Linked DNA regions of Homo sapiens: region 1 is linked to region 2. A link is a contact called in ENCODE Hi-C or POLR2A ChIA-PET data. All regions are on one chromosome and are shown on one strand. Each heading gives the region's core, a stretch centred on a gene start or an enhancer-like site at or near the end of the contact. The rest is flanking DNA. Distances are from core to core; before and after follow the strand shown. Region 1 overlaps PLCXD3 (phosphatidylinositol specific phospholipase C X domain containing 3). Region 2 has its middle 57 kb from the start of C6.

The links. A loop is a pair of places that touch in the nucleus more often than their neighbours do. ChIA-PET counts read pairs that join two places held with the same protein, here RNA polymerase II (POLR2A). Pooled maps may share reads with other maps.
Region 1: a map of right cardiac atrium shows a loop between it and region 2 (5-fold over the local background). The contact joins two enhancer-like sites. A Hi-C loop is called at or near these places in 2 of 168 maps with a recorded cell type or tissue (cardiac septum and right cardiac atrium) and 7 of 50 pooled maps. POLR2A ChIA-PET finds 5 or more read pairs at or near these places in 1 of 52 experiments (naive thymus-derived CD8-positive, alpha-beta T cell).

What each region holds. Positions count from the first base shown.
Region 1 is chr5:41,454,589-41,458,544 of GRCh38, forward strand. All of the region lies in intron 1 of PLCXD3 (phosphatidylinositol specific phospholipase C X domain containing 3), which reads right to left. Among named protein-coding and RNA genes, the nearest start is that of PLCXD3, 54 kb to the right of the region's middle. Within about 2 kb of position 2,642, at least 2 of the 41 ENCODE cell types and tissues checked have a DNase peak (open chromatin) inside an H3K27ac peak, as active enhancers do.
Region 2 is chr5:41,268,963-41,272,497 of GRCh38, forward strand. No RefSeq gene overlaps it. Among named protein-coding and RNA genes, the nearest start is that of C6, 57 kb to the left of the region's middle. Within about 2 kb of position 1,634, at least 2 of the 41 ENCODE cell types and tissues checked have a DNase peak (open chromatin) inside an H3K27ac peak, as active enhancers do.

The sequences.
Region 1 (3,956 bases), core at 1,392-3,891, 190 kb after region 2:
GGATGCAAACATTCGGACCATGCCTATCCTTCTAAGGAAGCCATGAGAAGACAGAGAAACACACACAGATTGAAGCAGGTCATGTAGTGATGGAAGCAGAGACTAGAGTTATGTATCCACAAGCCAAGGAACACCAAAAATTGCTGACAACCACCGGAACTTAAGAGACAAATGAGACATATTCTCTCTCCAAGTTTACAAAAGAAACCAATTGTATTAGTCTGTTTTCATACTGCTATGAAGACCTGCCTTCATAGACTGGGTAATTAATAAGAAAAGAAGTTTAATTGACTCACATTTCAGCATGGCTGGAGTGGCCTTAGGAAACTTACAATCATAGTGGAAGGCGAAGGGGAAACAAGGCACCTTCTTCACAAGGCAGCAGGAAGGAGAAAAGCTGAGCAAAGGGAAAAGCCCCTTATAAAACCATGAGACCACATGAGAACTCACTCACTATCACCAGAACAGCATGGGGGAAACCACTCCCATGATTCAACCACCTCCACCTGGTCTCTCCCTTGGTACATGAGGATCATGGTGATTACAATTTAAGATGAGATTTAGGTGGGGACACAAAGCCTAACCATATCACCAATCCTGCCAGCAACTTGATTTTAGACTTCAGGCTTCCGGAAATATGAAAGCATACATTTCTGTTGTTTTGAGGCATGTAGCTCATGGTAATTTGTTACAGCAGTTCTAGGAAACTCATAACTGAGGATAATTGAGGACTTTCATTTATTTATTCTTCCGTTAACCTGACTCTCCCTATTTCCAGTTTCAGCAGCTGAAACCATCATTTTCTCAGTTTAAATATGATTGACAAGTTTAAATGACACAAAAGAATGCTCATGCTGTCTCAGAGGGATGATGGGGTCAGATAGCAGGCTAGGAGGCAGCCAGAGCAAAGGGGTAAGCCTTAAGCTCACAGGCAATGGCTGAACAGCACTAAAGAACCCAGAAACTGAAGAGAAAGGGAGTACATAAACTCTGATGGAATGAGAAAATGGGAAGTATAAAGTTAGGTGTAAGCCATATAAAGTGAAGTGCAGAAACATGCCTTCAGAAAATAAAACTAAACATGAAAGGGCAATCCTACCATGTGAGAGCCAATGCATGCATTCTGAAAAGGTACACTGCCTGTCCTTAAAGAACTGCATATAGTTCAAGGATATTTGTTTTAGTGTATTCTGAAAAGGCTTTAGGATCATTATCAATCCTGTAATAAGCCCAAGAGGAAATTTCAGGAAGCTGCAGTTCTCCTACCACATTTTCAAGTATGATAATGCAGGTCTTGAGAGAACAAGAAACACAGTTATTGTCCCATATCACCATTGTGTTAAAAACAATGCATGTAAGATTGTCGCAAAGAATAGAATCATTTAAAATACAAGGTGTTACTACTGCTGGTAGTATGGTACAGTGATAGATGGAGTCTGGAGTAAAAAAAAATAGGGGTCAAAATTCTACTATGCACTCACTAAGCTATGTAGGGTGTGATAAAGGGAACTGGTAATGAGGAGGGAGAGCGGTTCAATTTTAAATGAGATAGTCAGAGTAAGCATCATAATGAAAGTGACCTTTAAACAGAGATCTGAAGTGTGTGATTTATTCATGTAGATAGATAACGGAAGTTGTTTATTACCCTCAAGAATTCTGGAACTCTCCTGGCATCTTGGATTCTGACTAGTTCTGTGGAAATTATCTGAATCCTGTTTGTAATCTTTGTACAATCACTTAGCAAATAAAAACATAAATATCCATCATACTTCTTTAAAACCTATTGTTACAAAACATTCTGTGTTCTGCTAAGTATAAAATATGTATGTACAATGGCTAACTTTTTTCTAAAAGAGATAAATTCAGGATAGAAAAATATTTATAAGGATAAATGAAAAATAAAATATACATTTATGTTGAAAAAAAAAGAAAAACAAGTTCTTAATCTCTAGACTTACCCATTTTATTAATGCTGGAAAGTAGATGTTTGTGTCCCCCCTGACACTCCAAATTCATATGTTGAAATCTGTTCCCTAATGTGAGGGTATTTGGAGGTTGGGCCTTTGGAAGATGATTAGGTCCTGAAGGTGGAGCTCTTATGAATAAGGTAAGTGCCCTTAGAAAGGAAATCCTAGAGAGATCCCTTGTCCCTTCCACCATATGAGGACATAGCAAAAAGACAGCCATCTATCAAACAGGAAGCAGCCTCTCACCCTCTCACCAAACACCAAATCTGCCAGCACCTTGATCTAAGATTTCTCAGCCCCCCAAACTGTGAGAAATAAATTTCTGTTGTTTAAAAGCCACTCAGTTTATTGTAGTTTGTTACAGCAGCCCAAATGGACCAAGACCATTAAGAAAGATCATTTCCCTACTGTCTTCTTACTCTTTTTAAAAAGGGTTGGGGTTTTATGAGAATACATTAGCACTAACAGGAAAACATACATACCCAACCCATATGAGTCAATGGGGCATAAGAGCTTTCTGCAAAAATAAATCTTGAAAATGTTTTTGCTACTTTATAAGTCTGAAAAATAATTCAAGCCACTCTAAACCCTTGAAATTCTGTTGGATAATGAACTTAAGGAGCTGTTGACATCCATGTCGCCTGGTGTCCACACTTGGCCTCATATCAGACAGCCACTGGAAAGCGATTTGCATGAACATGTATCTGAGAACCCTCTGTTTTATTTTTAAATGATAACAAAAGTAAGTACAACCATGATAGTAGCCTACTAATAATAAAGGGAGCTATTTATACATTTTTAAGTGACTGTGGTAGATATAGTTAGCTATCAACATGAAGTTCTTGTACCTTAGAGATGGCATGTCACTGAAAGAAACAGACTCCAGGTCATGGGAGTTCCAAATCTCCTCTCAGATGATTGGAACCCAGGAGTACACCCTTCCCCAGCATAACCTGCATGTAGATGCATAGCCCACTGCTGAGGGACATGTACCTGTGACCAGCGCCTCAGATACAATACTGGGAGGACATCTGTACTTAAGCTGTCTATATTCAAGTGACCTTTGCTCTCAGAGAAGTGGGACTATATTCAGAATGGTGCCCCTTAACATATTTCACATAAACCCCTTTCACCTGCTTTGTTTTGAAACTTTCCCATGGGACTAGGGTTCTTAAAGCTGATGAGGTACATGAAAACTCATACCATAACAGGTCACCCGTTAGAACAGGTCAATGGAGAAAGATGAGCACTGAGAAAATGCGGAAAGACTGGGCCTTCCCTATCCTCTGTACACCATTGTGTTTCAGCTCACTCTCCACAAAAATGATGTCCTGGAGTTCTAAGAAAGAAAACAGTCATAGAGCACAGAAATACAGGGCTGCGTGTTACTGGATGTGAGGGAAAACTGTAGACATGGGGACAAAGAAAAAAATAGAAGCACCAAGTTTAACTTAGGGGAGAATCAACCATCATTATGGTTGCTTGAGACAGAACAATGATTTAAAAGGGAGAAACTAAATAGGAGTTGTTACTGGAACAGTGTTTAACCTGCATGTGTTTTCCCTACTCCCTCATCCCACGCCTGCTAATGTCAATAGTGATAAAAATGAGCTAGATGGAAGAGGGTTGAAGGTGGTCAGTGTAATACTTTAGAAAACAGATTCATGTATGACTCAAATACCTGAAGCTTTAGGGATTCCATAATTAAAGAACAGAATATAGAAGGAATAAAAAACATACTGAACAGCCCAAGAATCTCTAGTAAAAGTGAAAGATTAGACAGAGAAACAGAAAACTGGAAAATAAAACCAGAATTAGTGAAAATGTAATTCTGAGAGATAGAAGGGATGGAGAAATGTGACCAGGCTGAATAGGAGATATAAAAAGCCATTCGTTTACCTTGATAAGCAAAAGTGTGTCAATGACAAGGAAAGTTGGGGCCAAAATTAAAAAGTTAAATTATTTTCATTCAATAAATGTTCATTGAAT
Region 2 (3,535 bases), core at 384-2,883:
TCTTTTGGCTTGAATGTGACCAAGCAGTTTCTCCTGCTTGGGCATTTGTCTTACTAGATAAGGTCAATGACTGTACCTGGTCATATAGTATGCTTAATTAAATGGTTATGTAGGCATGACGTCAGTTCTGGTGTCATGGCAAGCCAGGACCACAAGCAAGTGGGCAGCAGAAGCACTATAGACTTGCTGAGTCTGTGGATAGGAAAATGGAACTGACATGCTGAGAAAGGCAGAAATGAAGGACCATGTGATCACAGTAAACATTAGAGTGAGACAGAGCCATTAATAGATCCATGAGAAGAAGATCATATCTGGGAGAAGGGTGTGAGATTATACAGTCAGACCAAAGGTAGCAGAGACATCAGCCAGATGGGGACTTGGTTTCATCCATTGGCTCTGACAGTTACTTCTGACTTCAGAAAGAGTGCTTCTCAGGTAACCTGATGTCAGAATCTAGACACTATCATTAGGAGTCTGAGTCTACATGGAGTGTCTATGAAATAAGGCAAATAAAGTATAATGTATACTGATGATTTCCTATTGACTAAGGTGATGGGGAATGGCTGCAAGGATGAAGAAATTCAAAGCACATTCAAATGGGACACCTCTCTCTAATTATGTTATGATGGGCTGGCTTTCCCTTTCTTCCACTCAAGTCCTCGTATTTTGAGGAATGATTTGAGCTCTCCATTCTTCTGAGATGTGTTGCTTTCTCTTTTATCAATGATCACAGCTAACGCTGGTAATGTTCCATTGACTTAATCTACTTAAAACTCAGCAAGGGCTGGGTGTAATGGCTTACTTGAGGCCAGGAGTTCAAGACCAGCCTGGGCAACATAGTGAGATTTCATCTCTAATTTAAAAACAAAAAACAAAAACAATCCAATAAAACTCAGCAAGTCCTCACTTTAGTCTAAGTAGTGTTCATACATTGAAATACTGGACACAGGACCTCAGAAAACTTCACTTTTTTAAAGAAAATAGTGTAGCATGAGGCTGTGAAAAGCTGGAGTGAAGTAAGCTAGGTTTTGCATTGTGATTTTCTTACCCTTGGGATCTTCAGACTATGGTTCTGGAGGGTGCTTAATGTAGGCTATGGTGGTGTATCTAGTAGAACAAATGCCTAAAATATAACAAGAATTTCCTTGTTGATGGGATAGCTGTTGATGCCTTATCCACAGCTGTCCTTGGATTCTCTTTTTTTCTGGTGATACAGAAGAGCAGGAAGAAAGGGTGTAACAAGTAATCCATGGGAGCAGCAGGTATCTTTAAGGGGGTCCAAAAGCTGCTTGAGATCCACTGCCTGTTGTCATATCACGTCCACCCTTCAAAGGATCCAAGGCCTAAAATCTTTGAGAAAAACAGTTCTTGACTTTAGAGCAACAGTAGAAATCTTTACTTCTTTTCCAATACCGTTTAGAAGAAGAAATTAGAAAAGGGGGAAAAAAATCAAGCAATGAGCAATGACCAAAGGAAGGAAAACAACAACAACAAAAGAAAGTCCTCTGAGGAAGATCAGAGTTGAGTTTTATATGTTTATTACTGGCTGAGATATAATGGCACTTGAAACCACAGAGCTGCTTTCCCTAGTTGATATATTAGCCGAGTACCTGAAGTCTGACTGCCCTTTGCTTACCACCAGGGTGCACCAGTGTACACAGTATTCCAAACTTCTAACTCATCAGGGTTTGTTAGCCTTTAATAACTGGGCTAGTCAAAAGTTACTCACTTTTGAAAAAGACCATTTGGAGGGAATTGAACCTGTAAGATACTGTTTATCAAGCCACAATTCTGAAATCCTCTGGATTTTAAAAATTACATCTACAGTCTGCTTTGCTACAACAAGTATTTTAAAATGAAAGTTAACTCACATGCATTGGTAATCAGGGGAATTATGTAGCACAACAGGGCAGACAAATTGAACCAAACATGATTTTTCCCAGTATGTCCATCATTTGACATGATCAAGGGTAAGTTTCCTCACAGTTAAATAAAATAAAACTGTAATGACATTTGCAGATCTTAAAAAAAAAAAAGTTGAAAAATCTCAAAATGTCTTCTGTTTAGTCCAAGATAGCAGCTGGTTAATGGCCTTAAGAACTGCTATGCTGTCCACTGTGCTAAACTATCTGAGGGTAGCGTAAGTGAAGATTAGAACCTGGAAAGACATTTCCCTGTGTTAAAACAAAATGACAACAACAACAAAATACATTCCTGAATCATATTTTTATTTTGGATGTAACTGGCTTGTATTAAAGCAACTGTTTTTAAAGCCCTCCATTTCCAAGAAGAGAGCTTTAGACACCGGAGGGTAAACTGATTCAGGTTCTAGGGCGAAGGCAAGTGGAGATTTAACTCTGCTAGTGTTCGCTTTAGGATTGTTACTGCTTTTGTTAGTGCCCTGGCCAAAAAGTGCTGTAGGTTTTGAGGGATCTGTTTCTCACACTGTTTTTCTCCATGAACCCTATTATGTTTAATGCATGATTTTGAAAAATGTGAGAATGCACGTATATATAGTGATATGGCAGAAACACCTGTGCCGAGAATTTTTCTTAAACATTTGCTTAACCCTTACTAAATGCCAGATGTTTTTCAAAATATTTTATATACATTAACCTATTTAATCCTCAGAACAATTTAATGAGGTTGGTTCATTACTGTCTTCTTTTTTACAAATGGACAAAATAAGGCAAGGGAGAATAAATGAACAGCAAAAGGATGAATGTTTTAAAAGAATGTGAATCTGGATGGGTAGGAGGAGGAGGTCCTATTCTTTAAGTTATGCCCATGGGAGGGCTCTCTTAAATGGTGAGTTTGCTGGGAAATAAGGTTTCATTAGAATGAGGCTATGTAGAAGGTAGCATACAACCTCATTTGATGAAAACTGGTTTTTAAGCTTTGCCACATGTGTTTAAATGCACAAGCCATTTCGTTTTTAACTCAGTGAGGCACATATTCCTCTTTCCAAACTTTTCATCAAGTTGTCAGTAGATATTCCATATGAAGTAATGCTATGTGTGATGAACTACAGTGATTGCACAAATTCATATCTCTAAAACTGGTTATTATGGTAACTTAGAGTTTATTAACTGCATCTCCCTTTCCTCCCTCCCTTTCTTCCTTCCTTTTTAACTCCTAAGTTAGATTACCTACTGAGATTGGCTAAGTACAAAGTCAGGCCAGACATGGAATATGGAGACCCTATAAATCTCTGGTATATAAGCTTCTAAAAGGCTCACTTGATTACTTCTTTACATGAGAAATTGCTGCTTATAAAGAAATTCTTTTAGAAATTGATTTAATGTGAGTAAATAAAATTTCAATGGTAAATAAGCATTGTGTGTGAGCTGTCTATGGTACAAGCTTCAGACACCAGCAAGCAGAATGTGGTAGGTCATATTATCCTCAGCTGCCTTTCTGTGAATCTGAAGATTATTGAAAACGATTCTTGTTTCCATAATGAGTTCATAATGCAACAAAGAATGACAAGAGTTTACCATATCACTCTGATTGTATTCTGGGACTCTGGAAAGAG